2 separate regions of the Mus musculus genome follow, and region 2 is linked to region 1. Evidence: chromatin loops called from intact Hi-C (ENCODE). Cell type or tissue: left cerebral cortex. All regions are shown on one strand. Links, peaks and the distances in the headings refer to the core of each region. The heading gives the core; the rest is flanking DNA. Region 1 overlaps Col4a2 (collagen, type IV, alpha 2). Region 2 overlaps Col4a1 (collagen, type IV, alpha 1).

Region 1 (11,778 bases), core at 5,842-8,341:
AGAGTATACCTCAGTGGCCAAAGATAAACTGTTATGTTCTTATTTATATGCCCCCCTGAAACCCTAGACAGCTCATAATAGCTCGGCACTGCCCCTGGGCAGAGAGAGTCCCAGGCCCTGCCTGCATCTGTCTCCTCCAGGAGGCTCCGCCGGGTGTGGCTCCCACTGCAGACACCACTACTGGAAAAGGGAAGGTTTCTGGGCTTCTGGCACTGCCTCCTCCCCTCTGCCCGAAATCCAAGATTTATTTTTACCCATTGAATGAGAAAGAGAGCAAGTCCTGTGATCCATCACATTCGGCGCTGTTGAAACATTTCTAAGCCCACGAGCAAGATAAATTGCAGCTGGGAAGAACGTGTTTATAGAATAGGAGTTTTTATCCGTCGGACAGCAGTGCGTTTTGGTCTTAAACCTGGCACCCAGAGACAAAACTTCCACATGGTGATTCAGCAGAATGCCCCGTGCCCCACGCAGACACCAGGGTCAACTCATTGCCTGCAGTCTAGCTTGTGGGTGGCACAGACTCCAATTTTTATATAACTCAAGGGAAAACTCTGACGTCAGAGCCCATGGGTGATGGACAGCATCGCCCAAACTTCAAAGATCTGTTTGCCACTGCTTCCCGGACCTCCCTGCCTCTCAGAGACACACTCCTCATGTTACCCTGCCAGCCATGTATTGAGCGGTCTCTGCTCTGCACCCTACGGGAGTGCTCTGCTCAGGGCTCTCCTGGGATTCCCACTTCCAGCCCCTGCTGAGTGAGCATGAACCCTTCGATCTCCCCTCTAGGGTGCTTGAAGCTGGGTTGCCCAGCCCTCAGAGCTTCTGGCTCCAGGCCCACCTTCCCTTGTTTGTGGCACCTTCACTTGGGCTGAAGGTGAGGAGACAAGCCTCCAGCTCATTCAGGGCATTGTTCTAAGCCAGTGTGAAGCTGTATTGGAGACCTGTAGAGACAGTGCAGGAGCCAGACACCTCACCGCCCAGCATTCGGAAGTAGCTATGCCTCAGTGTTTAACAAGGGCTGTGTCCCCCGCCCCACCCCACATACATCATATATACACACACGAGCATTATCTACACACAAGCACACATACACACACATACATGCACACCACACACACACAAGCATACTCACACATCCACAGAGAAAGAGGCTTAGCTGGAGCGAATCCACTTTGTAATTGAAATCACCGGCATGAGCAGCAGCAGTGTAGATAAATATCAGAGCCATGAGACCAGTTTCTGATGGGTCAGCAGTGCCTCCCTGTAAGAAAGCCTTGGTCCTCCTGCATTTGCCTTGTGGCCTACCAGATCTCCTGTCCACGGCAGGCTGGCACAGGTTGCCCACTTCCCACTCAGCGTGACAGCTCTTTCCCAGTCTAGGCATCAGAGCAAAGTTGACCCCGGAAGCAGGCTCCCACGGAGCATCCTCTGGGCTGGCTACTTCAGTGACAGCCACACATAGTTAAAGTCTTCTTTGTTGCGTACACCGAATACTTTTCCCTTTGGACATTTCTAGAGCTAAAATAAATTTAACATGGGCATGGTATTGTGTACCTGTAATCCCCACATTTAGGGGGTTAAAGCGAGAGGGTCAGGAGTTCAGGGTCATCCAATGCTACATAGTAAATTCAAGGTCAGTCTCTGTTACAGGAGACTGTTACATGCCTTTGGAAATACCGATGTTTAGTAAATATGTATTAGTTAAACATTTCCAACCAGCATACTGTGTGCTGCTGGCTCAAGCCAATTCAGCTTTATTAAGTATCTGTTTTACTTGATATGGGGTAATGTGTGGAATGTGTTATTCACATGCATTATGTGCGCCTCACTCTGGTCACAAGGATGTCAACAGTCCTAAGGCACAGTACCCCGGCAGGACCCTTGCTGTTCCTCTTGGTGTTCTCTAGAAAGGTCAGAGAACAACTGCCCTTGGGACTTTCTAGGTCAAATGGCAGCCCCTGAAGACTACAGTCCCAAGAGCTTAAGAGATTCATCTTCCAAGGAAGACAGCAATGCCTTCATTCCCACCCCCGCTCCCCCACACACACCCAAGGACATAATGACCCGGCCAAACAGCCTCAGAAAGTAGAGCCAGGAGGACTCTGGACACCTGGAGCACCAGGTAGAGGTGAGACTTAGCATTAGGTCCTCCAGGCTGCCAACCGCTGGAGGATGCTCCATCAAAAGTCCTGTTTCAAAACTCCAATGGTGGTGAGCAGTCCGATCTGTGACTTCTGAGTTCAGGCTGGCTACTCCACAGAGCAACGGAAACTCGTCCTCCGGCGACTGGGGAGCTGTTCTCACAGCCTTTGACTCCATTGATGGTGATTCTCAATGACGTTCCCAGCATGTTCCTCGGAGAGGAATTCTATACAGAGCATTGAGCATGCCTGAGAGGCCCCCTCAGGCAGCCGAGGACCCCAGAGAGCTCCCCTCACATCAAGCCTGTGGTCAGTGAGTCCTCGTTCCCATGGGACTCTGAACGCTTGGGATTATAACCAAACTTGAATCAAATCCTTATTTATGTATCGACAACTATTTTCTAAACAGACATGTATCCGTGGAAGCCTCTTGTTTGTGTCTGGCGGTATCTTTTCCTGCTGTTTATTCAATATTCGGGTCACAAGTAATTTATAAATGTGGGTAAATGAGTGGGGTCAAAAATTATTTTTAGGGCATTTCCTCATTCGTGGAAAAATGTGTCTACTTTTAGTAGTGCTGTGGTCAGTTTTTGTTGTTTCTCTTTGCTTTGGGTTGAATTTGAAAAATCTCATTGGAAACTGTGAGTCCAGAATCCTACATTGATTGAAGAAGTTTTCCTTGACCCCTACATGGGTCAAAGTCCTCAGGACATAGATCTGGTGACTCCCGCCCGAGCTTTGCAGCAGGCTGGGACTTTGGGTTTGCAAAAGAAGTACCTTCCACCAAGTCAGTAACCAGACAAGCGTGCCCAGGCTAGACTTAGCTGCCTGCTGCTGCAGCGTCTGTGGCTATCTCCGAGCTTTGGAAGTATTCATTCCTGCTAATGGCAGATCTTTAATAATGGGTCTAACCATGACCTGTCCCAGTGACATTGCATAAGCTCCTGAACACCAAAGGATGCAGAGTTAAAACCCTGCCCTGTAGCTAATGCCTTACTAACCAAGTGGTCAGCGGGATTACGGAGAAATGGAGCAATCTCTGGTAACCTGTGTGTGAGAGTGGAGACAACCAATGGCCATAGCTCCTTTGGAGACTTTCTACCCATCCCAGGAGGGGCCACCTCACTTCTCAGTCTACACAACCTGTGAGCGCTGATGACTGAGTCTCTAGCTCACTAAAGAAAAAACCTCTTAATCATGAATCATGATATCATAATATCATAAGGTATTTTAATATCTTAGTTCTCCTTAGATGCCCATAAAACTTGAGCAGTCTGTAGGCTTCTGTTCTGGATCTCTCTCTCTCCCTCTCTCTCTCTCTCCCTCTCTGTCTCTCATACACACATTCTGTTTCTTCTCATGGTGATTTATTAAGATTTCCAACAATAATTGGTGCAGATGACAAACTTCAACTTAAGATTCTAAAAGAAAGAAGAGGTTGAAATCCTAACAGCCTGAATTGATCAGTGAGGGGGAAAAAAAATCTACAATTGTGGTCAAGAGCGCCCATGTGGAGCTTGTGGCATATTCCAAAGACTTGCAGGCAGTTCCAAGAACGTCTCTGGAAGCTGACTGCTGTGGGCCGTTCATCTGCAGAGGGGAAGAGAGGTGAGCCAGGCTCGGACAGTCACCCTCTAAAGCAATACTTCCCAACCTGTGGATCTCCACCAGTTTGACAAACTTTCATCTCCAAAAGTATTTACATTACAATTCACAACAGTAGCAAAATTACAACCATGAAGTAGCAAGGGAAGTAGTGTTATGGTTGGGGTCACCACGGGAAGAACTGCATTAGGGGGTGGCAGTGTTGGGAAGGCTGAGAACCCCTGCAGGATCCCTCCCAGTTCTGCTTGTCTTCCTCTTTGCAATGCCTGTGACTTGTTCACCCACAGATGGTGTCCCTTCCCCAGCAGAGAGAAGCCCATATTAGTGCACGGCCTGCCTCATTCCTGTTTTCCCAAGGGATTCCTGAGAATCCCTCCACTTCCTCTCGCTCCTCCCCACCCCCTATCTAATTGTGGCAGGAATAATTATCGGATATTTCCTGCCCTGGAAGTGTCTGCTCTTCTGTGGGAGCCCCCATATCCTCTTCCTCCTTTAACGGCCAATTAGACCTTGCCTAAAGATGTGGAGGGCGATTTTCATCCCCAGAAAGCGAAATATGGAGATTTATCCATACGTCCAGGAAGAGGCCATAGCAGGTAACTGATTGGTTGGTGTCTGCCCCAGCTGTAGGGAGACTTACAAGGGAAAGATTTACTGGAAGGTGTAGATTAGGATTGAGAAGGAAGCCTACCATCAGATACTGAGTGTCAACTGGATGACTAAGAACCTAGGCTGCTCTTCCCTTGAGGGACGTTGATCTAGATAACCATTCCAAGGATGGAAGAGACAGCCTAGGGCCATCCACACTCAGGAAAGGCTGGAGATAAACCGGTTGAGGTTGCTGGAGGCAACTGTTGTGAGGTAAACCTGAGTCTCTTTGCAGTTTTCGGGCAAGCTCACTTGAAAGCTGACCAAAGGGGGTGGTGAATTCAGAACCTGAAGCCACGCCCCCAGCAGCCTCTGGTGTAAGTGACGTCAGGATGACTTTTCTGTGAGCGCAGCCCTTACGACTCAAACCCACATAACATAAAACAACAATCCTGCTGAAATGCGTTGGGATGGTGAGGGAGTGAGGCTTTTAGTATTAGGTTTTGATTCTTCGGTGTTCATCTATATTTTCTGCTGTCCTTCGAGACAGGCCAAAGCAAACTCCCATTCTAAAGAAAAGGCTGTCCTCTTGCCCGACTCAAGAGCCGCGCTGTGCGGCTCCTCGGAGAGTGAGTAACATTGGCTGCCCCTCTCCAGTGGCAGTTACATGACAGTGCTGATGTCCATTTGGGACCCAACTGGCACAGAAAGTCCCAGGAAGCTGAGCATGCGGGAATATGAATGGTGGGGTGGAAACTTCCTGAAGAGAGATATGCTAAGGAGACATTGTGTCCCTCCCTATGGCTATCGGGACTATTGGGACAAAGGGCCCAAGGAACTTGAAGTTGCGGGTTTCTTCTCTGTGCTGGAGAATGAACACGGGGATTCCTGTACACTAAACATACGCTCCTGTACCTAAACACACACTCTACACTCCCAGCCACAGAGCAAGCTGAGGCAGCCCAGTCTCCCATTCAGTCTTTAGCCAACAACCAGCTTCCTGTTGCTGCTTGCTTCCCACCAAGCCTTAGCACACTCGGAGGTGACTCTTTTCCCAGTGGCTGAAGCATCACCTGCTATTGCTGGGATTGGATGAGATCCCACTAAAGCATTCAACACAGAAACCTAGGTCCATCCACGCCTCCTGGCCACGCAGGCCTCCTGGCCAACTCCCACCTCCTCTCCGGTCCTGCCACTTGCTCTCCTAGATTTGGTTGTCAGTTAAAAGCTCATTCAAACACAGGTCAAAATGAAACCATGGAGTTTAAAGGCACACAGGGAATCGCCACAGCCTGCTAGAAATGCACAGGGAAAGAGACAACCAGGGAGCAGGAGAACCCTGCAAGGTCAGTTTACAAAAAAACCAAAGCCCTTGTTTCCTCCACAGGGCCAGCACATGTCTCCTAGGAAATTAGAGCTCAAGTCACTGGCTAAGAGGATGCCAGGTTGGCCAGCATTCTCCCTACAATGGCCCAGAGAGACAGCTTCGGGGAGCCCTGCAGACCCAGGGTTTCCTCCATGTAGAAACAAGTTGCTTCTCTTTTACCTGTGATGGGAAGCTGCCATGCTAAGTAAGAGAAGGTGTCAGGGGGTTGGTTTACTGAACACTCGTGAGTTTCGAACCAGGGGTGTGCCACCATTTTGGGGCCTCGTCAGTCTGTGGGCTCTGCCCCACTCTCCTCACTCGCCCTCAGCCCATTCGTCAGTCTGCGGTCCCATGAGGGTGTGACACCATCCTTCCTTTCCTCACTCACCAGCTAGCCTAGAGGTTGGGAAGGTACACACAGAAGTTGCTCTGCTCCTGCAGTCAGAGGGTCAAGATGGTCTCAGAAGACCACAGGTTGGAGATGGGAAGCCTTCAGCTCCTGCCACACCCCGGATCTCCCAAACCACTCATCTGGGGACTTACTTGCCCTTCCTCTGAGGTAGGAACCCCAGGCATGATGAGATCTGGCCAAGCAGAAGGTCTGTGGGCAGAGAGCATGCCCTTTGCCTTAGGGGAATACCACAGTGCTCCATCCCCTTTTCATGTTTAATTTATACATTTTAACATCTTACATACATATGCAAGGACGGCTCTTCACAGGAACTTCGTGCACTACACGCTAGGCACTCGCTGTACCAGCTGAGTTCAGCCCTTCCCATCCCTTTCCTAAACTCTGCCAGTAATCCCAGACGATAAGTCCTGAACATCTTGTAATTGAATTCCATCAGAAATCCATTCAAAGTCACGATAGGAATTTCCCTTCCACCCCACTTCTCTTGAGAGAGAGCACAGCAGGCAGTCGCTGCCGGCAGGTGAGAACGCAATGACATCAGCCTTAGATCTGCTGTTCCTTAAGAACAGGTCTGTAAACTGCACAAGCAGATCTCAGAGAAGCGACCTTGTAAATGCGAGAATGTTCTGTGGTTTTATTTTTTGGTTCAAGCCAAGCCCCTGAATTCTCCAAGTCCTGAGCCTTGCCAGCCACAGGCTGACCAACATGACTAATGCAAGTTACCCACGGTCTTACCATCCTTGGGCATAAAGCCGCTCCAGCTGGAGCAAGCCTGCCAAGCGTGCAGGGAGCCCTGCTAACGGTACATGACAGTCGGAGGGCTTTGGAAACATTCCCCGAGCCAGCTGTCTATCCACCCCCACAGTTGTCTGTCTGGAGATAAGGCTCCCATGCTGGTCACTCAGAGATGCGTCACAGGAGTCTTGGATGCTGCTCCCAGCAGAGCTCTGCCAGGCAGGTCCACAGAGAGGTGGCCTGTGCTGACCCGGAACCAAAAAGCCACCCCCACAGTGTCCTGAGCTATCCTTTGCCTCTGTGTTCCAGATCTGTCATTCATTCAAATGGGTCATTAGGGATGGGCTCTTTGTTTGTGGGAGCTTGCTTAGTGTGGGGGGGGGGGGGGAGCAGAGAGAGAGAGAGCTGAGAGAGGAGAGAGAGAGAGCAGAGAGAGAGAGAAAGCAGAGAGAGAGATTACAAATGAGTTTCTATTTCTCCTTCCCACTTAGTGACGGATACATATTTTCCATTAGTAAAGCATTGAGCTCTTTTTACTTTTTAAGAACAGTGTAGGTGGCATATTTCACAATCTTGGCAAGGCAGACAAGACATTTGGGGAGTAAATCAAAGCTGGAAGCCAGAAGTCTTGGCCTAGACTTGGACTGCCACTTAGGGAAGTGTAGCAGAGGGAATCAGGTGAGAGGACAGAGGGAGACTGCAATGAGCCTCCTGGCTTCCCGGTGTATAAATGGTCCTTGGTGGAGATGGGAGGGAGTGGGCTGGGGTGAGATCCGTGCTGGATTTAGAAGTTGAGGGAGAATGGAGGGCATGAGACTCACTCCTCAAGCTTATTTTTTTTTCACAGTCACTAATTTCTTTTTTTTTTTATTTGACTTTTGAGTTCAGTAGGAGATCTCTAAAGCGAGACTTCAGCAACTCTCTGATGAGTTGAGAAGAGAGGCCGCTACCAGCTTAAGAGCAGCCTTAGCCTAAGAAAAGAGCTGTCCACACTGGCAAGCCTGACAACCATCAGGCCTCTAGGATGATCAGCTGCTGGCCAGAGGCTTTGATGCTATTCTTAGAACACAAAAGACTGAATCTACGCAGGTTTTACTCCTTTTCCCTCTGTGTCCTCTTCCTGGCCCCTCCTTGGAAATTCATTTCCCTGGCCATTTTACATGATAAGGAAGAGACTGGGTTTGCCATGGGGAAACACATTGCCAATTTAAATAGCATCAGTGAAGAAGTGGGGATTTCAGAGAGTCTGGAGTCACCATTGCTTAGAAATGGAATGGAGGAATTCACCATCACTGGTGCGTGGAAGCAGACATATCTGGCCCAGAGAGGGTGGCAGTTGGAAGCCATCAACCAAGTTAGCATGGCATGGCTTCATTACAGCATCCTTTGGATCACGTTCCTAGAAAACTATTTTCTTCCTTAGGTATGTGAAATAACTCCCCCCGCCCCCCACCGCCCAACTTAGAGAATTTTATTAAAAAAAAAAAAGTCAATTGCTAATTCCTGCCAAATTTTGGTTGTGAGTTTTTTGGTTTTGTTTTGTTTTGTTTAATTGGCAGGGAGAGTAAAAGAACACATACACTGTGTGCAGCAGCTCAGCGCTTGGCATTCTGGGAACAGTTGGAAAAGGAGGCTAAGAAAGGGAAAGAGTGAGGGGCACTAGGGAGAAGCCAAAAGAAAGCGGCTACCCACCTACTCCAGGTCCCTGGGTGGACAACTCCTGTGTCCCAGCTGCAAAATTAGATTAAGTCATGTGTTTAAAGCACTCCTAGCTCTCAAGAGTTGGGTCGTCCTTGGAAACATAGCAGTTCTAGGCCATCATGGGCTGCACTGGTTTTTGTTTTGTTTTGTTTTGTTTTTTAAGAAAAACCTCCTTGGGTTACTCATCATAGGTCACCCTAAGACCTTGCCAGAGACACTGACCCCATCTGACTTGGGGACATGAGGACCAGGCAGTGCGGGTCAACCTGGTGGGTGTTTAATTAGCCCCCAAGCTTGGCTGGCCCCGAACTATAGTTCTGTAAATCAGAACTCCCTCGCTGGTTGTTTTCCCACAAATGACCAAAAACGACTGGGCTGAGCCTAGTCTTGTGAAATCCTTCCTCCTCCGAGGTGTGTAATATTCCCTGGGTGACACAGTCCAGTTTTAAGAAAGACATGGGAAAAAAAATGGGACTTTTCAAAAATCGGGTACGTTTTTGGGAGATTTGCCATGAAACTGTTTAACGTGTAAATTCCCACACAACTGACCTAATGCAGTTTAATCTGGTCATGTGTGCACCCCATCATCTTCCTGGCAGGAAAGCTGTAAGCCACCTGCTCCTCTAGGAGGGAAACTGCCTAGGTGCTGGCAGGGTCTGTGTGGGGCTCACTCTGGTTGTCTGAAACCTGGTCATTTCAGAAGTTCCCTCTGTGGCTCAGACCATTAAAATTCTCAGTGGCTTGAGTAATGTTCCCAGGGCTAAAAGCATCTTATGTCCTTGAATATGGTCCACGTTAGCAACATATCCAGTAAGCTGGTGGAGCAATCTGATTAGATTGCCAGAGCCCCAGCCAGCTGGAGTTCTAGACTTTAACAAGGTTTTGAGTGGGATGTTTGTGCAAGCTCATCCGTCACTGACCAGAGAGTAGCTTCCATCTCCAGCTCCTCCTAAAGGACATTTTGTTAATACAGTCTGAATCTTCCATGCACCAATCTTTATGCGGAAGAACGTTCTCCAGCAGATGCAATATTTAAATGAAATCCTACATGTTTCCTAAACATTAATTCACTCATCTTCTGTCCAGTAGAGGCCTCTGACTTCTTGTGTCTGAGTCCCCATTTTTCAATGTTTATGTAGAAACACCCTAACCCAAGAAAAGCCATTGTGACTCCAACATTGTCTTCCAAAGGGAGGGAAGGCTTCACCTCTTCCGGTCCTGGAGAAACTGTTAGCAGCTGAGAGAGATAGGGAAATAAGAGGGCAGAATGCACAGCAGGTGGGATGTCTGTCACAGATTTTCCAAGGCAGTGCTCTGAGCTCCCTGGGAAGGGTCTGAAGGTCGCCATGCCAATAAGCTTTGCATTTTGTGAGTTTAGCAGAAAACTGCTCTTTTCTTAAATCATCTTGTTTCCCAAGAAGGAGATACAGACAGCCCTCGAGGCTTCCAATGCCTCCTAACAGAAAACATCTGCTGAACTTCCGGAATGTTCCTCGGGCCTTGAGCACACACCCACACGTTTCCAGCTCTTTCCTAACCATGAAGTTGGCTTCCACAGACTTTGGTTTTACAGCCAACTCTTCCACCCAGTTGTTGCATTCACCCTCGACTCCAGCTCCGTTTCGGGGGTTGATTCCATGGTGGGGCTTAGCTCTCTGTTGTGGGACAGAAAGAGGCAGCATCTTCATAGAGTGTCTGCTGTGACACTCATGGTGTTAACACTGACTGCGTCACGCCAGCTTAAGATGGTCTGACCCACGCATTTTAAGATGAATAAGAACATAATCGAGCAGCATGGAGCATTGTGTGGCCCAAAGGAACTCCAGAAAGGGGTTCCTGTGGGAATGAAGTGCTTTTGTTAGGCTTCTTCAAAGTTCTTCTTTAGTTTAGAAAATCCTCTTTGGGTACAGCAATCCTTACTGATGGCTCTGGGTGTTTTGCTCGGCTCTGCTTATATTCTGAAGGATTGTTGGTCCTGAGCAGTGGTTCCCAACCTGTTATTCGTGATCCCTTCTTGGAGGCCACATCGCAGAGATCCTGCATATCAGACATGTACATTATGATTCACAACAGTAGCAAAGTTGCAGTTAGGAAGTAGCAACATAAGGAGCTGTATTAAAGGGTCGCAGCATTAGGAAGGCTGAGAACCCCTGCTCTCAAGAGTCTTAGAAACCCTGTCTCTGTGACTAAGTCACTGTTCTAGTCTATGTGGCCATGTGACCAAACACCTCAGACTAGAGAACTTAAGGTCATTGCTTGGGCCTTGGAGAAATGCAGTTAAGAGCACTTGCTAGCCGGGCAGTGGTGTTGCATGCCTTTAATCCCAGCACTCGGGAGGCAGAGGCAGGTGGATTTCTGAGTTCGAGGCCAGCCTGGTCTACAAAGTGAGTTCCAGGACAGCCAGGGCTACACAGAGAAACCCTGTCTCGAACAAAACAAAACAACGAGCACTTGCTAGTTGGTCTAGGTTCCCAGACCCACACCCTTCTGTAACTGCAGCTCCCGAGAATCCAGTGCCCTTCCCTGGCCTCCATGGGCAGTGCGCACGTGGTACTCATACTCACGAAAGCAAACAGCCCACACCTGAACACCACAGATTCAGTGTCGAGGGAGGAGTCACTGCGTCCCAGGCAGTGCCTAGCTCCTGTGTCCTCTCATGGACAGGGTAGTCCACTAACCCGTTTATGAAGATCCACCTGTAACCTTCACACCTTCTGATAACAAAACCTTCAATGCCACTTTGGGGGTGGGGGGTGGGGCACAGGTATTCACTTCAGCATGTGGGCTTTGGGGATCTTCACATACTCAGACCAGAGCAGTTTCTGCCAGGTGATACAGCTTAGCAAACAGTATAACGGTGGTGGATTTAAGTTGCTTCCTTTTGCTATCTGGCCTTTGACGCTATCACTTCTGGGTCAGTTCAGTGCTTCTGATATAAAGTTAAATGGCAGAGTATGCAGCCAGAGGAGCTGGGCTGAGGTCTGAGGGACAGTAGCGTTTCAAGAGACCACGGAGAAATCCCTGCATGAAAGCTAAGAGAGAAGAGACAGGAGAGGCCCATCAGGGCCATGCGCCACCCTGCCAGCTCACAGGGGACACCCACCTGCCATACTCACACTGAGGGGAACTGGCAGTGTCCACTGGGAACTGTCTTGTCTGTTGCTTTGTGGAAAGGTACACTAACAGACAGCGACAGCCAGGGCTCTTCACAGCAGGAGATAGTACTG
Region 2 (11,778 bases), core at 4,827-7,326, 110 kb before region 1:
GGGGAAGGGGCAGCATGTGGACAGGATTGTAAAGTGTATGCTCTTACCTTTTGTCCCTTCACGCCATGACAGTCACATTTTCCACAGCCAGAGCCACCACAATCGCCCTGAAAGAAAGAAAGAAAGAAAGTTTAAACAGGAGATCCATTTCAAAGTATTGTCAAGATTTGAACTGAGAGCCAGTGAGATGGGTCTGTGGATAAAGGCGCTGGCCATCAACCCCAAGGACGCACGTGATGGAGGGAGAAAACCCACCCTGGCCAGCTGTCCTCTGACTGCACGTGTGTCAAGGCACAGGTACACACACGTTGACCCATAATAAATAAATGAATGTAATGTCTAAAAGGATTTGAATTATGCCATCAGCATCTTCCTCCAGTCACGAGACAAGTCCCCCCTAGCACCACTTGCAAGGTCCCACAGAACCTGGATCTGAATAACACCAAGTTACTCTTCATAGAAAAATCCCTGGGTCTTAGGGTTCAAGGCCTTGGACTCAGTGATACAATGATACATGTTACAAAGCTGGCTGTCCTTTGTCTGTTGGAAACAGACTCACCTAGGGATTGTGTGAACAGTGTTGCAAGGCAAACAATAGGCTCAACTCTGATTTAAGGGTTTCACACCTAAGTTCACAAGAGAACCAGGGCTCCATGCAATGGGCTTTGCTTGTGTTTCCAAGGACTTAAAACTTTGCAAAAGACTAGAGAAAGAATCAGGGAGGAGCGGACTTTTATGCTCAAGTGTTTACATTAAATGGAAGCTTGGATATTCATCTAAAGAAAGCTATTACAAACCGCATTTGCTGTCTGCTAACAGACATCAGCAAGAGCTATAGAGGAACTTCTTCAAACGCACAGTGAGAACCTAGCAACGGTCACATGTAAAAAGCATCCCAGCCTCTCAGGTACGGACACAAAATGGAGGTTTAACACAACATGCTAAGACAAGATTGAAATCTGGACCCAACCCAGCTTCCGGTATGTAAAGTGGCCAAGAGGAGAAAAAACAAGCACAGAATGAGACACGCACGCCGCACTTTGCAAAGCGCTTGGTAGAATCCAAGTTTTAAACCGTTATAGACGGCGATGTGGTGTTGAAAGGGAGGAGAGGACACAGGGTGAACCATTTAGCAAGCTTTATTAGAGGCGCCGTGTCAGCTCGGAAATAAAATTCAGACCCATAGTCTGCTTCAGGTGGTAACGGTTCCTTCAAAATAAACGTGTGCTAATAATGGTCCCTGGCTCACGAGAAGCCTGTATTTTTAACAGCATCCTCCAAGCAGCATCACCATGGAGATCCTCTGCCCAAAACAACCCCATCTGGAGACACTTATTTTATATTGGAGCCCAACAAGTGCCTCCAGGACGGTGAGCTGTTCTTAATTGTATATTTTGTAGATGGGGACACTTGACAGCCAAGTAAAGCCCAGTGGTCAGGTCTGTTCCTCTCTCTGACTCACAACCCAGACATTTCAGCCTGCGTTCTCATAGTCCTCCTGACATTTCAAATGTCAGGCACCTCCCTGTGCTCCGCCTGCTTCTGAATGTGAGTTCCAGTCACCAGCAGGGCCAAAGGCTTTAGCCTGAGCTGAAGAAGGACCTTCTAGAACACACAGAGAAAAACTCCGAGGGACCTCAGCAGACTTAAACTGACTTAACTGTCCCCACCTCTGACTACCTGGACCCCATGAAATGTTGATATCAGGAGATACCCTGTGCCTTTAACCACAACCTGAGCTTGCCACGAAGCTGGTTCAGGCTGTTTTATCAAAAGTACCTGGATAGGAAAGCCCACACTGAGAAAGGAGGTTACTAATTAATAACTAGTGGCATGTCCACCCATTGCTGAGTCCATCCCTTCTATGGAGTCATGAACACCAGAAGGTAGGCAAGTGCAAGTCCCCCAGGTGGAAGGCCATCCTCCTCCTTAGTGTCTGCCATTCCCTAAACCTGCTGCTTTGAAGCCAGGGCAGTCTAGCCCACTCGTTAACTTGCACAGGGCCTCACCCTTCCCCCATTGATTTCACTCAGAGAAACTAGCCCAACAAGAGACTCCAGGAGCTGCAGGGTCTGTGTGAGAAATGGCTCCCAATCGCCCACATTTAGCAGAGACTCAACAACAGCCTCGGGTTGCTAGATTTCTCTGTGAAAGCCAAGGGGAGCTCCTTAGCTAAAGACTGCTGCGTAGCGAGGCTGGGATTTTCTGAAGCTTCTGCCATCTAAGAAGCACAATTCCAGTCACCTGCAGGAAGCCTTCTGACCAATTTCCCAGAGTTGTTCCTATGTCCCTCAGGGGATTCTACAAGCTCAGTAGACACTGCAATCCCCATCCTGGGCAGAGACAGTGAAGCCCAAGGCCTACAATACAGAAGCCCAGAGGGGAGGGTTACTAGTAGGCATCTTGCCTGGGACCTACTCCAGGTCTTAAGAAACTCTTGACAGAATCCAGAACCAAAGAGATAGAGAGCCCCCTCTTCCTACAGCCTAGACACAAAGATGTCCAATCCTAGAGCCAACACGGATATCTTCATTGACGAAGGAAATCTTTTTCATTTTTTAGGCAAGCAGGAAATCTTATTACCAAGTGCTGGTCTCCAGAAAGCAATTCAGATGAGTTGACTATTCAAATAGCATATAAATTATGATTTGCTTTTTCAGAAAGTTTAAAAAAAAGCAGAAAAAAATGTTTGGAGGCAGGAAGTGGAGACAGGGTCTCGTTATATAAGTCAGGCTGGCCTCGAACTCTAAATGCTCTGCTCAGCTTTCCTGGTGCTGGCCTTACAGGAAAAAGACCACCAACCTGACCGAGAGAAGCGTTGGAGACCACGCATCCTATGTCCTATTCTGGTTGGCCTTGAATCTTCTGTAAATGACTTGATTGGAAACAAACATCATGTTTTAGAAAAACAGCCACAGGTCCTGTGATGTGTTCACTTTGTCAAGTAGGATTAAGGCTGAAATGTCTCTATTTGGATCCCTCATGATTTCCATTTTTATAAAGTGGCCCTTGCTGGATTTCTCCCCAACACAGGGGCTTGTTCTGCTATAGTCCAGGGCACAGAGGTAAAACCATCAGAGCTAAGACCCTGAGACCCTGTCCAGTCAGGTCTGACATTTACATCCGAAATAACTAATTAAAACACGAGTCTTTGTTCACAGTTGTTTCCGCACATGGTGACCTGCTAGGACTTTATGGCTTGCATAGGTTTGAGGTTAAGTTGGGGACTTCACATGAGAAGAGTTGTGTCACAAACACAACTTCCTGACTTCCTGAGGCCCCTCAGCAAAATGGAAAGATGTATGCCATTGGTGAACCCAGTGGTGCCCCCTTGGCTCCGGATCTGAAGGACTTTACAAGGCCTGCTCATTCTTCTCCCTGTCTGGAGCACACTGGGCCACGCCCACCAGCTCCCAGCCCCATCTGTTTCAGATTCTAGAACGGGAGGAACTGGAACATTCTGTGAACTGCACAGTCCCTTCCCCTCCTAGGGTCAATTGGATTAGCTAAGTCCTGTTCTTGCTTCCCATGAGATTCAGGCAAGAGGAAGTGGGTCAGGAACGCTGCCCACTTGGGGCCCTGGAATGTGGCCTCGTAACCTCAAAGGACAAGCCATATGAGACTTAGTCTCTCTCACAGAAGTCGACCATCCACAGACTAGAGAGTGAAGAACCCAACTACACAGGGGAAGGCACCACAGAGGGCTTTCAAGCTCGAAACAAAAAACAATTACGTTTCCAGAACTGGAGGGAACTGAATGAAAACCACGTCTCTTCTGAAAGTCCTGTTCGCCACTCCCTACTCGACCCATCATTGCAGTCAGAAGTGGGAGCATGCAAAGATCTCTACGTGGAAGCAGGCAGGAGAGCACACTCCCCAAGTCCTGTGTTGTGGTTTGAATGGCCTCTCCCTTGGGCTCAAGTATTTGAATACATGGTCTCCAGTTGGTGACACTATGTTGGTAGGGTGTGGAGCCTTTAGGCATCAGGGCCATAATGAAGGAAGTGGGTCACTGGGGTGGGTCATGAGGCTTGATAGCTCAGCTAAACTTCTTTCTCTGTATTTCTTGTTCCACCAAAATGTGAAGCAAAGTGCCCCACCGGCACGCCTCTGGCACTAAGGAGCCACCTGCTCCCATGCTTTCTCCATGGTGGACCATCTCTCAAAGTGTGAGCCAGGGTACACCCTTCTTCTCTTTCAGTTGCTTCCTGTGGTGTATTTGCTCATAGTAACAAGAGTGTAACCAGTACTGCCTCCAGTCCCCTTTCAGACATGGGCACAGACAATGTTCCAATAGCCGAGGCCACATTAAACAGAAGCAGAAGGCACAATATTGAAGGAATGCAGAAGGCCCTAGGGAATAATCCCCAGTTCAAATACCTTTTATATTCTCTGTCTCTGCAAACCTCTCGGGACAGGTTAAAACGACCTGTATTAGCAAAACACTCCCATCAAGGTTTCCAGAAAGTAGACCCATCAGCCATGCTGGCATAAGTAAACTATGGTAGGTTGACAACTTCACAGTGCACAGTGTTCCTGCCAAAGAAGGTAGGGGACATAGATAGAGGTCAATGGCCTTCAGTGAGATGAAGACTCTTCCAGGTTGTCCCTGAACGGAAGACATCACCAGACGCCATGTGACAGGCCAGTGACAAGATGCTTGCTGTGCCAGAGCACTGTGTGAGCGAGGCAGAGCACATGCCACCATGCAGAGGTGATCTGCCCTACAGATTCCCTAACCATGACATGTGTGCTATCAGAGTCAGGCTTGGAAGGAGCACACAGGATGTCCTTGCATTTCTGAAATTCCCTTGCTGCTGATGGGGATGGGCACCAAACATCCGCTTGAACAGTTTTTATGTTTCCCATCCCTCCAAATAGGGACATGTGGAGCTCTGCAAAGCCTCGACGGCTTATCTTTCAGATTTGTTTTCACATTTCCTATCCTGTGAAAAATGTCAAAATACTTTCCTAAGGATGTCGCTAGTCCACTGCACTTCCTGTCATGGCGCTTCCTCAGGGGTCTTCAGAATAATTACTTACCCAACCAAAGAAATATGTGAATGGGGAAACATGCATTTCAGGGCTACCAGAGCAGAATTAAAAGCACACACCAATGAAGGAAGAATGGTGAGCCGCCCTTTCATGTGCTATGGGTGCTATGGTCAGGGGATGCAACCCTGTACAAAACTGGAAATATCCATAGAATGTCTCCTCAACTATATAGAATTAGAAAATTAACATAACTAAGTAGAGATCACAATATGGGGTCAAATATCACCGCCTAAATAATAACTGCTTAAAAGATTAGGTTTGAGTCAGCTTTGATGGCACAGGCCTGTAGTACCAGTTAATTGGGAGGCTGAGGCAGAGGGATTCCACATTCAGAGTCCACGTGGGTCAACAGTGAGCTCAAGATCAAGCTAAACAATTTAGGGAGACCCTGTCTCAAAATAAAAAGTAAGGGGGGCAGGAGTATAGGCTACTAGTGGGCGCTAAGCCTGTGTGAAGCCCAGAGCTCTCTGTCCCCAAAACAAACCAAAAACTGACTTTTGCACAGCATTTTTGGACTTCCAAAAATAAGCCTGGTTGATTCAAAGGTAAAAATATTGTCCCCGCAGGCTAAGGGGCTCATACCCGCCATCACCTACACTTATATCATTATTTTATAACTTTGTTTTGCTTTTTTTTTTTTTAAAGACAGAAAGAACTCCCCAGGAGATGTGAAACCCTTCTTTATCTTCATTCAGCTGAGAGGAGAATTTAGTTCAGGAAAATATCATTTCTGTCTCTTTTGATAATGGAATACAGACACAGAACAACCATTACTACCCTGTAAACTTACAAAATAACTCTGCCCCAGTTTGAAAACAACTACAAGTGTTGATACATTCTTGGCAAAACATAAAATTAAAAATTAGCAAGCCAGTTGAAATCCTAATGTTCGGCTCCTCTCTCCTCCTTCTCTGCACCCCCAATAATATGACTAAGGCTTTGCCAGCACAATTCATGACCCATCTGCTTCTCATTTGAGACCAAGTTGCAGAACCCATGTGGGCTCCCACCAACACCACAGGCTGCGGAGGCGAGGGTGTCGGCTTGGCTTCGAGTCGAACCAACATGTGACCACACTTCTGGTCCTATTTTCCTCCCATCATGCAACTCTGGTGACTCATTCTCATTGCTTTTCTTCCCTCCCACTGGATGGGGGCGGGCATCAAATGTTCTTGCTGGGGAAGAGGACACCCCATAGGGAACACATAATGAAGTCCAGTGCCTCGTCTCCAGAGTATTAAGTCTTTCTCCAGCTGCAGACAGATGAGGCTATAATTAGCTGTCATGTGACGGTGGCCATTGGACAGCAACATTCGTGATGAGTTGGTGAGCATGTATTCCCACAGGGACCCACGGAGGAGATGACCTAGAGAGATGGTTCCCGTGACTCTGAGTCACCAGCCAGGGACATCGAGGTGGGCTCAGCAAAGTCCCTACTTTCAGACAGAACTCATCCTTCACTACATGGCCGCCTACCTTCCGCATCCCTGCATGCTGTTCTCACTGGTCCACGAGGTCAGAACACTTCCTCTTCCCCTCCCAATATTATAGCCATTGACCTCGCAAAGACTATCAACACAAGTCAGGCCATGATGGTTTCCCAGTTGTCCTTAAGAAAGACTAATGTTACACAGCCAGGCATGAAGAAGTGGAGGAGAGCTATCTCCTCCATCTTGGAGATGACGACCAAGCTTGTTTCTGTCCTTCTCCTTTCCCCCTCCTCTCAGTCCTCCTCTTTCCCTCCTCCCCAGTCCTATCTTCTTATCCTGCCTCAGCCTCTGAATTCAATCACCTACTACCACTTCTTACATCTGACCCTCAGGTCAAATCCCACCATCTTTTCCACACTGTACCTTCAGAGAGGTCCCCAATGGGCTACGTGTGGAATCTGGGAGCTCTTGGGGAATTCCTGATGCCTTTCACTATCTCTCTGACCCAGCGCACTCTCTGTGCATTCCTACACTACAGGAACCATTCCAAGCACACGCTCTGGTTTGACTCTGCACCAAGCACATCATATACACCCTACCGCTCTGTACAGAGTAAAGACTGCCCATCATCAGGGCCATCTTTCAACACCTTTCTCTCAGAGACCACAGATAGCAGCAACAGAGCAGAAGGGTTCTCTTCCCACACGATGTGAGTGCGCAGAAACAATGGATTATTTATCCTTCCGCATTCCACTGGCTGAGCCTTTAGGGAGCCTTAGTTTGTAGCTAAATGAAAAGGAGGAAAGAAAGAAGCCTACGTGACTAGGGAGATAGTTCAGGAATGACTGACCCGAGGCGAAGCCAGTTGCTGGAGTACCCCACCATCTTTCACTGAACAATTAAATATTTTAAACCACTGCTGATAGTGTGCCATTTTCTACTCTCGTGTAGACAGAGTGGAGGGGAAGCAAGAAAGAGAAACCAACAGAAGCTTTGGTACATCCTATTTCACAACAGATGATAGAGGGTTCCATCCTCTTATTCAGTAATTCTATTGTTAACTACTGTTTACACTGTCATCAAATCCATGTGACAATTTTTCATTCTGCTTGCCATACAGAGTGGCTCATGCTCTCCTCATTGTTAAGGCTTATTTAATGTATGATTACGTTTATCTACAGAAGGGAAAATACAGACTTTCATGCATGGAGTAATACTGATTCTGTTCTAATTCCCAAGTGCCATCCCAGTCCATCCTTCCAACCAGAAATCCAACAAGAGCCAGACCTACAAATGAGGATAGAGAGGGGAAAGCCACAAATTGTTCCCTGTTCTGTGGGAGACAGAGGACAGCAGTCCTTTCCCTCCTATCAAGAGGGAGGAGAAGAATGTGTTTGAAACTAATACTTCCAGGGCCAATCACTGCCTCGTAACACGGGATCGCTGAAAAGAAGGCAGAGGCTAATGTCGTTTGTGGATGACCGTGTGTGGCCACAGGGCACCTGTATATGGCTCATGGAGATTGCAGGGTCACAGCTCCAAGCCAGAATCTAGGGTAGCAAATGAGGACATCCCAACAGGAAGAAGAAGTGTTACAAACCGAATGTGTGGTCCAATCAGAGGCTGAGAACCTCAGAGAGGAATAGCCAGGAGTATATAGTAGTGGTGATCTGTGCATGTGGAGAGTGACGCTGCCATTCTGAGTGTCCTGCTCTGGGATGGAAAATCCTGAGGACAGCAGAGGGCTGCTCAAATCTCTTTATATACAAGCAGGTCTTGGTTCAGGAACTGTTACTAACCAAACCCAGTGAGACTACGAAATGTCCTCGTGTGCAGCCACGGAGGACTTTCACCTTGCTTGTCTGGCATGGGACATGTTTTGGAGAACGAATCTAGATTAATCCCACCCAGAGAGGAGAATGTAAGAGAGATCCTTCTGCCAGGGCTCACCTTCAATCGGTTTTTCAATTTGGAAATGGAAGACTTTGCACCCTTTACATATGACAACCGCTAAAATGAAATGCAGCCCTTGGAAACATCACCTGATTTGTGTCCTTAAAATTGTGCTTGAAAACTCAGACAAAATGTAAACAGAAAGTGCATGTAATAAGTGCAGCCGGATCACCAACACGCACCAAGACAGTGGAGCGCCGTCGGGGCATTTGATAAGCGGCAGGCGTTCCATCTGGAAGACTTCTATGTGATGTGCTTCCTGGGGACAAGCCAGCGTGAGCAGTGTGAAGCGAAAACCCTCCTAAGTATATGGACAGTAATGGTTGGTACACCCCAACTGCTACTGTGTAGACCATAAATGGCACTTTCAAAAGAGCTACCTAAAACATTGCACATTTATGGTCAGACGAAAAAAAAAAAAAAAAAAAAAACGAGGGAAACCACAGCCGAGAAGCAACTGCCTTCGGTCAAAGCTGTGGTTTCTCTGTTGTGCTCCACAGTGACTGTGGCTCTGTGGTGGATGGTGCCTATGTGGTACCTGTAGGGCTTCCTCAATCAGCTGCACAGTGAGGTCCTTGCCAGACCATATGTCCCTGGGGACCCCAGGACAGACTGCTCCTCCCAAGACATAAGAAACCCACACTGACTCTCAGTAGCACCCACCGGGACCGGCTTTCATTCACCAACAGAATGCTATGTAACTGTAGAACCTTGTTGTTGCGTCTGAAAGCCTGTCATTTCCAAGGGAAGTTAAGAAAAATATTTACCAGAGCTAAGTCATTCATAATTTATTATGAAAGTAAATATGAAGTAGAATAGCTTTTCAGTCAAATGGCTCCAACTTTAAACTATAGTTTGCCTGGAAACAGAGCTAAGCCCAGTTCCCTGGTCTTTAACTGGAGCCATTTAAAAAAGAAAAAAGAAAAAGAAAAAGAAAACCACCGCTTCATTTACACCCCTCTCATTTACATCCTTAAATCACCGGGTTCCACTGAGGTTCATTTTTATGCAAAGCTTTTATACAGAACATATTAACATCTAGAAAGTTCTGTAGAACCTTTGCTACCACTGTGTGGTTAGTCAGCTTGAGTCAAACAAATAGATCCTGCAAGCCACAATGAGATGGGCAGTTTTTCTAAAAATTACATTTAGATGATAAAATATACTTTGAATATTTTTTGAAAAAACAATCTCTTTTCCCTTCTGTGTCTTAAGCCTGGTGTTACCAGTCGATATATCTCGGGTAATAATTGTCTAGTTGTTCCAGCTTTTGGTATTACTCTGGTTGTACTAGAGGGTTAGCCATAGTTTTCAGTAACCAAGACAAAGAGCAAAGTCTCTTCACCCTGGGTGGGGTTGCACCTGTAGCCACTATGCTGTCCACAACCTGCCTGTAGATTCCACGTGGACTCAGGTCAGGGACACTCCAGCAGACCCCACCCTTCTTCTGCAACCTTATCGTTATATTCTGTCCACTAAGGGCAGGCCCAGAACTGGGCACTGAAGGTCCCACATCCTAAAGTGTGCAGAGCTCTGGAGACAGGTGATGGTGAGGGGACTGAGAAACAGTGGGAAGATAGCCAAGGCCAATGAGCTGCATTAAAAGTGACTCAAACAGTAAAGGTTTTGTAGTGTATATTTTGCTGCAATAACTAAAAATGGCAGACAGTTTTGTTTTTTTTTTCTTTTCTCAAATTCCCAGAACTTGTCTTAAGGTCTCAATGTTCCGCCAGCAAAGCTTACAGCTGGGGATTAGGAAAGCCATTCTCCTCCCTCCTCAAAGACACACACACACACACACACACACACACACACACACACACACAGAGGACTGCTGGCTTAAGGCCCCTCCTACCCATCACATCCTGCTAGAGATGGGTGCCTTAGCCAGAGAGTTTGGCCAAAGGCATGGCTGTTGCATAATTTTGAATTCTCTAAAGAAAACTTTGGTTTTGCCTCCTTTTGCCCCCAGACTCAAGGACGTGTTGCCCTATCTTCTGCCCCAACCTTCCTAGTCCTCAGGTGTCCTCCATAGATCACGTAGAACCTTGTGTTCACAGGACAGAAGACACAAGCTGCTCAGTTTAAGACACTTTGAAAGCAGAAGCCTGTTGCTGGTAACAACAGCAGCAGCAACCACAGCAGCAGCAGCAGCAGCAACAACAACAACAACAAAAGATGTCTTAAACACTCCCAACACGCAGCAGGGACATGAATCTGAACAGAGGCTCCTGGCATGCAGAGAGCATTTTCTGCGAACCACTTCCTGTGAGGTTTCTGGGAGAGTCCCCTCCATGGCTGGTGGCTGGAGGAAAAGAAGCCAGCACAGAGGCATCTGGGTGCCTGCCCAGACTTTAGCCCCTAACAGATCCTGCTTCATCTCCAGCAACTGTGCCTGTCATGTAACAGAAAAAAACCCAACTTTCTAAACAAAACCTCTGGGGCTTGCATTGAGGCCAGGACCATGGAAGAATGGTCATTTAGCTCCATACCGGGCAGATGGGCCTCCGTGGTCCAGCTGTGCAAAGGCACAAAGCCAGGAAACACAGAATTCTGTTTAAAGAAATCCAAAGGCCCAGAGCACACAAGCCCTGTCCTGTATCTAAGAGTCTGGACCCAGCACCCTGGGAACACAGGGGAGGAAGGAAAGGAAGAAGCAAGAGTCTCCTCAGTACCTCAGCGGTGCTTTTGACACAGGTTCTCATGGAGCTGTCCAACCCACAGGAATTCCTGGGATTGCTAAGGTGCAGTTGGAGGCACTGAGGTCCAGGGGTATCTCCGTCTAGTCCAGGATGGGAGGCATTGAGAGCACCCTGCCTAATCCAAGGCCTCCGACTACACTCTCAGATGCTGCCTCTGCAAAAAGCACCCCTTCACCTTCCCAGTAACCGCCGGAAAAGCCAAAAGCCCTCTAAAGAATAAGCCACTGGAGAGAAGCGATTGGGCAAACCCATTCACGGCCACAATGGTTCCAAAACAAAAGGAAATCCCACAAGACCCTTGTACGTATGTACATTAGCTCTCGGGGGTCTGTGGTCTTCCTTGCACCTCCTCCTGTTCATTTTCTTACACGGTCTTTTAAGACAGGGTCCCACTCTGTAGCCCAAGCTGGCCAGGGAAGTCTCTATGCAACCTTGAATTCACTGCTAGCCTCCAGCCTCAGCCTCCCAGATGCTGAAATTACAGATGTGCATGTGCGCACGCACGCGCGCGTGCGCACACACACACACACACACACACACACTTCCTCTGCTCTTAATTCTTGACTTTATTTAGACAAAATTACAAAGGTATCAACAACCTCAGTGGTGCCCTGCCTCCCACAGGCCTGCTCTTGTAT

Evidence for each region. A loop is a pair of places that touch in the nucleus more often than their neighbours do. Peaks named below come from ENCODE experiments on the same cell type or tissue, not always from the same donor. Only the 100,000 strongest peaks of a DNase experiment are listed, where the experiment ranks them.
Region 2: a loop joins it to region 1, with 6 times the contacts of the local background. A loop is called at or near these places in 3 of 42 quality-filtered maps.

The regions. Positions count from the first base shown.
Region 1 is chr8:11,375,666-11,387,443 of GRCm38, forward strand. The region is part of intron 4 of Col4a2 (collagen, type IV, alpha 2); the gene reads left to right. Among named protein-coding and RNA genes, the nearest start is that of Gm46030, 41 kb to the left of the region's middle. In left cerebral cortex, for the core only: no CTCF peak of the experiment used is centred there; DNase peaks (open chromatin) are centred at 6,913 and 7,468; H3K4me3 peaks cover 303 bases; H3K27ac peaks cover 2,352 bases.
Region 2 is chr8:11,267,550-11,279,327 of GRCm38, forward strand. It overlaps Col4a1 (collagen, type IV, alpha 1), which reads right to left. Exons shown (of 52, transcript NM_009931.2): 2 at 48-107. The region is part of intron 1 of Gm32709 (a long non-coding RNA gene); the gene reads left to right. Among named protein-coding and RNA genes, the nearest start is that of Gm32709, 12 kb to the left of the region's middle. In left cerebral cortex, for the core only: no CTCF peak of the experiment used is centred there; a DNase peak (open chromatin) is centred at 6,124; H3K27ac peaks cover 1,713 bases.